Linked DNA regions of Mus musculus: region 1 is linked to region 2. The links are chromatin loops, found by intact Hi-C in ENCODE. Cell type or tissue: left cerebral cortex. All regions are shown on one strand. Region 1 overlaps Macrod2 (mono-ADP ribosylhydrolase 2). Region 2 overlaps Macrod2 (mono-ADP ribosylhydrolase 2).

Region 1 (4,000 bases), 130 kb before region 2:
ACAGAGTTTATACTTGGATAATCCTGGATGGGAATAAAGGGAGGGGGTAACAGCCTGGAAAACCTATTACTACACAGGCCTTAGCATCATGAATGGCTTTCTTCATGAGGATCTGAAGTTACTATCTCTGACCACATTGCACAGAAGAGCCAATAAGAATTTCAAAGAGGGCAGTTTCAACTGAGGGAAATAAGCTATACAAAAAGAGCCACCACATTGAAACTATCAGAAAGAGAAAACAAAAACAAAAAACAAATAGGAAACCATGTGTCCTACATAGTAACTGGAGGCTGAATTGTTTCTGGCCCCCACTTTAATGAGCTTGCTCACCATGCTGAACTACAGCTGGAATGTTCATTGGCAGCAGCGAGCCTGATCCGAAGGTGTGTGCGGCATAGAATTACTTGAATAAACAGTGAAGAACATTGCCAAGGACTAAAGAGTTTTAAAGTCCCAGCCCCTCACCAAGAAAGTAACATATGTGCATTGGACTGTCACCCAAATTTCTTACATCGTTCAATAAGGTAGGAAAAATATTAAGCTATTTTATTTCCGTGCCTAAAATTATAAAGGCTGCTTAATACCTAGACTTACAGAAGACAGAATAACACATAGTATACCTACATCAATCTGTAATTCTTTAGCCCATGGGAAAACTTGAATCATTCTGGCTTAGAATTTGAAGACTGATAAATTCACTGTTAAAACATGTTTTGAAACAAAAAACAAAGTCTGGATCAAGTTACTAAAGCATGCAGCACTAAGTATGACAAAATAGGTACAGGGAGAAAAGGTTAGCAGAAAATGAAATTTTCCATTCTCACCAACTCCACATATGAGTTCTACAATTCCTCCCCTAAAGTAAGTGAACTATTCCTTCTTATTTTCTTCCCAGAAATGCCTTTCAAACAATATCTAATATTAATATTAAATAATATTAATAACCAAAGAAAATGCTTGGCTTTACTGAGATTAAAGAACTCAAGAGATGTGTAGCTAACTATTCTAGGAGAGTAAAAACATAGATGTTTTTCATTACATATTTCTATATTTTATGATATTTGCCAAAGGAGACAGAAAATACTGGCATGTGCATACACACACACACACACACACACACACACACACACACATATATATTCCTCTAAGAAGTTTCTATAAATATTAAAAGTTAGAAATTTGATAAGCTTCATGACTATCTGAATTGGATATAAATAATTTAAAATATTTTGACTATTTAATTATATTAACCATTTTAAAATAAAGTAGATTTAAACATGTTAACGTATATTCCAAAGACACTCAGGATAAAGAAATTATATGAATGTGCTTGTTGGTAGACAGCAATGAACCCAGGGTGCTCCTCTCTGAAAATTGATATACTGTAATTGGTTATAGATATCTTCGTTTCCACATCTGTTCTTAAGACACTTCAGTATTCTGGCCTAATTGTTTTTTCTTGTTTCTCACTCTCTTGTAGTAACAGAAGCTACCTGCTATAATAAAGACCTCAACACTGCTGACCATGATCAGCCCAGCCTGGAGCCTCTTCCTCATCGGGACTAAAATTGGGCTGTTCTTCCAAGTGGCACCTCTGTCAGTTGTGGCTAAATCCTGTCCATCTGTATGTCGCTGTGACGCAGGCTTCATTTACTGTAACGATCGCTCTCTGACATCCATTCCAGTGGGAATTCCGGAGGATGCTACAACACTCTACCTTCAGAACAACCAAATAAACAATGTTGGGATTCCTTCCGATTTGAAGAACTTGCTGAAAGTACAAAGAATATACCTATACCACAACAGTTTAGATGAATTCCCTACCAACCTTCCAAAGTATGTCAAAGAGTTACATTTGCAAGAGAATAACATAAGGACTATCACCTATGATTCACTTTCGAAAATTCCGTATCTGGAAGAGTTACACTTGGATGATAACTCAGTCTCGGCTGTTAGCATCGAAGAGGGAGCATTTCGAGACAGTAACTATCTGCGGCTGCTTTTTCTGTCCCGTAACCACCTTAGCACAATCCCGGGGGGCTTGCCCAGGACTATTGAGGAATTACGCCTGGATGACAATCGCATATCAACGATCTCTTCCCCATCACTTCATGGTCTCACAAGCCTGAAACGCCTGGTTTTAGATGGAAACTTGTTGAACAACCATGGTTTGGGTGACAAAGTTTTCTTCAACTTAGTAAACTTAACAGAGCTGTCCCTGGTGAGGAATTCCTTGACAGCAGCGCCAGTGAACCTTCCCGGCACAAGCCTGAGGAAGCTTTACCTTCAAGACAACCATATCAACCGGGTACCCCCAAATGCTTTTTCTTATTTAAGGCAGCTGTATCGACTCGATATGTCTAATAATAACCTAAGCAATTTACCTCAGGGTATCTTTGATGATTTGGACAATATAACCCAACTGATTCTTCGCAACAATCCTTGGTATTGTGGATGCAAGATGAAATGGGTACGAGACTGGTTACAGTCGCTACCGGTGAAGGTCAATGTGCGTGGGCTCATGTGCCAAGCCCCAGAAAAGGTCCGTGGAATGGCTATCAAGGACCTCAGTGCAGAACTGTTTGATTGTAAAGACAGTGGGATTGTGAGCACCATTCAGATAACCACTGCAATACCCAACACAGCATATCCTGCTCAAGGACAGTGGCCAGCTCCTGTGACCAAACAACCAGATATTAAAAACCCCAAGCTCATTAAGGATCAGCGAACTACAGGCAGCCCCTCACGGAAAACAATTTTAATTACTGTGAAATCTGTCACCCCTGACACAATCCACATATCCTGGAGACTTGCTCTGCCTATGACTGCTCTGCGACTCAGCTGGCTTAAACTGGGCCATAGCCCAGCCTTTGGATCTATAACAGAAACAATCGTAACAGGAGAACGCAGTGAATACTTGGTCACCGCCCTAGAACCTGAATCACCCTATAGAGTATGCATGGTTCCCATGGAAACCAGTAACCTTTACCTGTTTGATGAAACACCTGTTTGTATTGAGACCCAAACTGCCCCTCTTCGAATGTACAACCCCACAACCACCCTCAATCGAGAGCAAGAGAAAGAACCTTACAAAAATCCAAATTTACCTTTGGCTGCCATCATTGGTGGGGCTGTGGCCCTGGTAAGCATCGCCCTCCTTGCTTTGGTGTGTTGGTATGTGCATAGGAACGGGTCACTGTTTTCACGGAACTGTGCGTACAGCAAAGGGCGGAGGAGAAAGGATGACTATGCAGAAGCCGGTACTAAGAAAGACAACTCCATCCTGGAAATCAGGGAAACTTCTTTCCAGATGCTACCGATAAGCAATGAACCCATCTCCAAGGAGGAGTTTGTAATACACACCATATTTCCTCCGAATGGGATGAATCTGTACAAGAACAACCTCAGTGAGAGCAGTAGTAACCGGAGCTACAGAGACAGTGGCATCCCAGACTCGGACCACTCACACTCATGATGCAAGGAGGTCCCACACCAGACTGTTCCGGGTTTTTTTTTAAAAAACCTAAGAAAGGTGATGGTAGGAACTCTGTTCTACTGCAAAACACTGGAAAAGAGACTGAGAGAAGCAATGTACTGTACATTTGCCATATAATTTATATTTAAGAACTTTTTATTAAAAGTTTCAGATTTCAGGTTGCTGCTGCGGTTGATGTAGTGGGGATGCCTGAACACAATTCTATATTTTAGTATTTTTTAGTAATTTGTACTGTATTTTCCTTGCAGATATTGAAGTTATAAACCATTTACTTTGTGTTCTACTGAGTAAGATGACTTGTTGACTGTGAAAGTGAATTTTCCCGCTGTGTTGAACAATCAGGACTGCGTTCACATGAGACCCTTGTAGTATAAGCACAGGCCGTTTTTCACTTTGGTATTAATACAATGTAAAAAGAAAAAAAAAAAAGAAACCTGGCTGGATGACAAAATAAATTTTAAAAACTAGTTATGAAATAATGTTCCAATGGTTAAATTTGTATTA
Region 2 (4,000 bases):
GAGCATGCTACTCCTCCCACTTTTACAGAAATATCCTTACCTAGCCCTGCTTAAAAGTGTTCCTTATGCCCTGGGGGTTGTGACTCAAACACCAGGGATCTCCTTATGAGGCTCTGACTCCAAAATATCTTGGAACATCTGCCCCTGTACTTACTCAGGAACAGGAGCAAGAAAATCAGAACAAAGTTATCTTAAAAAGGTAAACAAGACGGGGAGAGCTAGAGGGGTTGGCAGCTGATCAGATTAAAAGCCTCATGTTGCTATATGCTCAAGCAATTGTGTGGCATATAAGATTAGTGGCTGAATACAGTATGCTCCTTGAGGAAAAGATACAGCAACACAGTTAGGTTGGCTAGAGTTATCTCTTCCCTACACATGGCCTTATACTGATGAACAAAGGATGGTGTGGATAAATGATAAAAAAATAAAGAATCAAGACTCCCTTTCTTGAAAAAGTTAGCTCATGAAGGACCGCTGTGGTGTCCTATGACCAAGGAATAAAAGAATACCAAGACTGGACATATAAATAAATCTTATAAGGATATAAACATTGTATTGTGCCAGAAATTGAATAATAACTGCAGCAGTTTTTGGCTTGAAGATTTTTCTTGGACCTAATGACAATTAACACTCTGACCAGTAAAAGTTGATAATACACTGTTTGGGACATGGCAATCTGCCCAGGCTGGCTTGGAAATTTTCTGTCTAGTGCCCTTGAAACTTCAAGAGTTACCAGCCTAAGAAAGGGCTATTATGCTTTGTCAAATTATGCCACAAGATTCTTAAAAGTTGTGTTATGAGGTTGATGAGGAAAATGATTGTAAAACATAACTGTTTTATCATTGTTTATCAATGATGGCTAAACTTATAACCAAGGGGAAGTTAAAACATATGTCTTAACATAAAACGATATGATCTATGTTTTGGAGCAACATGAATCCATCCTTGCCTACTGAGCTCTGTATACATAAAGAAGCACTCTTACAGCCAGCCATTGCTGGGGTTGGTCCTCAGCACCTGAGATGTTGTGAAACAGTTCTCATAAATGTTCAAGTACGTCTCATGAGAATGCGAACACTGGCATCATCTGATTGTTGCGGGCCTCACTGTCACATCAGATCCTCTAGCTTGTTCTTCACGAATCACAAGTGAAGATGCCAATACAGCAACAGTATGCTTAGCTGGGATTGTCCTATCATTTTCTACAGTATTGTCAGTACCAATACCGCTTCCTGAATCTATCCTACTTACTAACACTAAGGCTCTAATCACTTTCTTTGCATATACTAAGACACACCCACTATGTATCTTCTATTTTCCTGTATCCACACATGTGCTTTATTTTAAATATGTCCCCCAGAGTTCATGTGCTGGAAACTTAATCTCCAGTGCAGTGGTATTAACCTCTTGTTAGGCCCTCATGAATGTAGTAGTGCCATTATGATAGGAGTAGGTTTGCCATGAGAGTTAGAAATCTGAAATTAGCCCAGACTTTGCTTTCTCTCTTACATATTCTCTCTTGCCCTTCTGCCATGGATGATGGAATAAAAAGGCCTTCCTCAATTTCTGCATTCCATCTTTAACTTCCCAGTCTCCAGAATAGCAATAAATATTTTGATAAATTTTCCAGCCTGTGATATTCCATTTTAGTAAGGCAAAGCAGACCAAGACACTGGTAACATATTATTGTTCATTGGTCTCCAATCACACGCAATTTGCCAGTGACACAAGTCCTTATCAAATAGGGTCCACTGTACTGTTTGCCATGTATTTCTTATATACCCATCCCAGAGTTGTATTCATGGGTTATATCTCTGGCCTTACCTACACCTATAGCTTTTAAAAATTATTATTATTATTATTATTATTATTATTATTATTATTATTTTACATATTCACTTTACATCTTGCTCACTGCCCCCTCCCTATCTCCCAATCATCCCCTCCCTGGTCCCTCCCCCACTACCCCATCTCCTCCCCCACTACCCATCCCTTCTCCTCTGAGCAGCGGGGCCCTCTGGGTATTTCCCCACCCTAGAACATCAAATCTCCATGTACATGGAGACCGTCTCTCTCAACTTCATGATATTTAAAAGTTAAAAAAAAAATCAGGATGAAATGACACTCCTTCCTATGGACTAATAACTTCTAATTTTTCAATAGGAACATGAGGCAGTGAGTGAATAACACAAGGCACTAGAGGAAGTTGCCTGCCAGGCTGACAGTGAGAGTCACACCCACTATTTTTCTGCAGCTCTACTTAGATATTCATTGCAAGGTGACAAATTTAAAGATGAAGTCGGGGGAGGGTGAAGATTCCACAAACTTAAGTTAGCGTGGATAAGAAAGTGCTGGCTTCTGTAAGTATACTGCATCTTTCTATGGTCAGCACAAGCATTACATCTTCAAAAGTATTCAGGGACACAATATTAAGATATGAAGACAAGCTAAACAGAATCTTGCTAAAAAACATGTGTTCTGGCTTCCCTGATAAATCAAAAAATTACAATCATATATCTTAAAAAGCCAGTGGTGTTTTAAAGGTAGGCTATCCCAAACCTCTCCATTTGTAGAGAGGGAACTAACCCTAAAGAAGCTCAGTGCCATAGCCAAGTGCTCCTAAGCACCAGAGTTAGTACAGACTTTGCCTCCTGAGTACTGAAGTCACTCTCCATTCTGATACATGCAGTATCTGCTTCTTAGAAGACACTTTGGAGAATAAGATAAAGTTCTGTATTGAAATCACTCAATGCTAAGTAATGGAACACCCTTGAGAGAATCTTTATACTAATATCTGAAACCCAGAAGTCACTGGTTCGGTTTCAAGTTAGTACAGAGATTTATTCATAGAATATTAACTGAGTGTTTTTATAGTAGGAGAGTTTATTTTACCACAGATTTTCATAAAAGCATCACCAGGCAGTTTAAACACAAATACAACCTAATAATATAAAACAGTTCAAACCAGAATTTGATATTCAAGATGACGTCTGTCCAGTTTGGGGCTCACATATTTCACCCTCACCCTGGAAGTTGACTTCTCAAGAAGGCACATTGTCTTCCAGACCCTCCCTCAGCATCTACATTCCAATGCAGGCTTGATCTCAGCTAGCAGCACGCAATTCCGAAATTCTGAAATTCTGCCGGACTATCTCGTTCTATAATTGTACTGAGTTTCACGTGCATAAATAAAAATCTACATCTCAATCACTTCAAATACACTTATCCCATCTGAGAAGTAGATAGAAAACAAGTGGACCGGCAAAGGCCACCCTAATTGGAAAATCTCAAACATGCACAAAAAGGCTTTGTTCAAAGGAGCTGTGAGAAAACTAGAGAGAAAAACGTGCAAACAGATAATAAGCACGTCTTTTTAAAAGGCAGCCTGTGCTCTAAGGCATTGAGGAACTTTGTTGGAATAATAACTATTTTAGAGCCTTATGTTCAATCACCTTCAAGATCTACTTATTGCTTATGAAATTTGTTACATTTTGATTTTTTTTTTCTTTACTTTCACATTTTCGGGATCCTAGAGCAATATCCAACATAGCCAAAGTGTGAAATAACAATAAATAGTCTTGTGTGATAATCTACCATGAAATTTCATTGGATTTACTACAAGTGAAAAATAAAGATGTCATCGTAACATCACTTCAGCATGAAGCAATACATGTAAGCACTTGGAGAGAAAAGCCAATGCATTCATGCACCCGAGTTACTATCAGTACGACTGAATGAAACCGGGAAGAAGATGAATGCACAATACAGTCTGCTACATTAAGTGAAATGGAATGAGAGGCACTTTAATTGGATAAAATTTAAGAGCTGAATTACAAATGCCACACAAATAAACAGCTCTAAATAATGTGTTTTTCCAGTTAAATAATGACTTTAATAAAACAGATGAAAATGTAGGCTGTGTTGTTTTTTCTGGCTGTCAGAATCTCATTAGCATTTCAATTTAAATTCTACAAGTGCACTCAAATCTCTCATGTGTACA

Evidence for each region. Peaks named below come from ENCODE experiments on the same cell type or tissue, not always from the same donor. Only the 100,000 strongest peaks of a DNase experiment are listed, where the experiment ranks them.
Region 1: it touches region 2 in a loop (5-fold over the local background); 5 of 42 quality-filtered maps call a loop at or near these places.

Annotation. Positions count from the first base shown.
Region 1 is chr2:140,659,232-140,663,231 of GRCm38, reverse strand. The region is part of intron 3 of Macrod2 (mono-ADP ribosylhydrolase 2); the gene reads right to left. It overlaps Flrt3 (fibronectin leucine rich transmembrane protein 3), which reads left to right. Exons shown (of 3, transcript NM_178382.4): 3 at 1,481-4,000. The coding sequence starts at 1,526. The coding sequence ends at 3,475. Among named protein-coding and RNA genes, the nearest start is that of Flrt3, 10 kb to the left of the region's middle. In left cerebral cortex, no CTCF peak of the experiment used is centred here; no DNase peak of the experiment used is centred here.
Region 2 is chr2:140,533,047-140,537,046 of GRCm38, reverse strand. The region is part of intron 3 of Macrod2 (mono-ADP ribosylhydrolase 2); the gene reads right to left. Among named protein-coding and RNA genes, the nearest start is that of Gm23846, 94 kb to the right of the region's middle. In left cerebral cortex, no CTCF peak of the experiment used is centred here; a DNase peak (open chromatin) is centred at 2,286.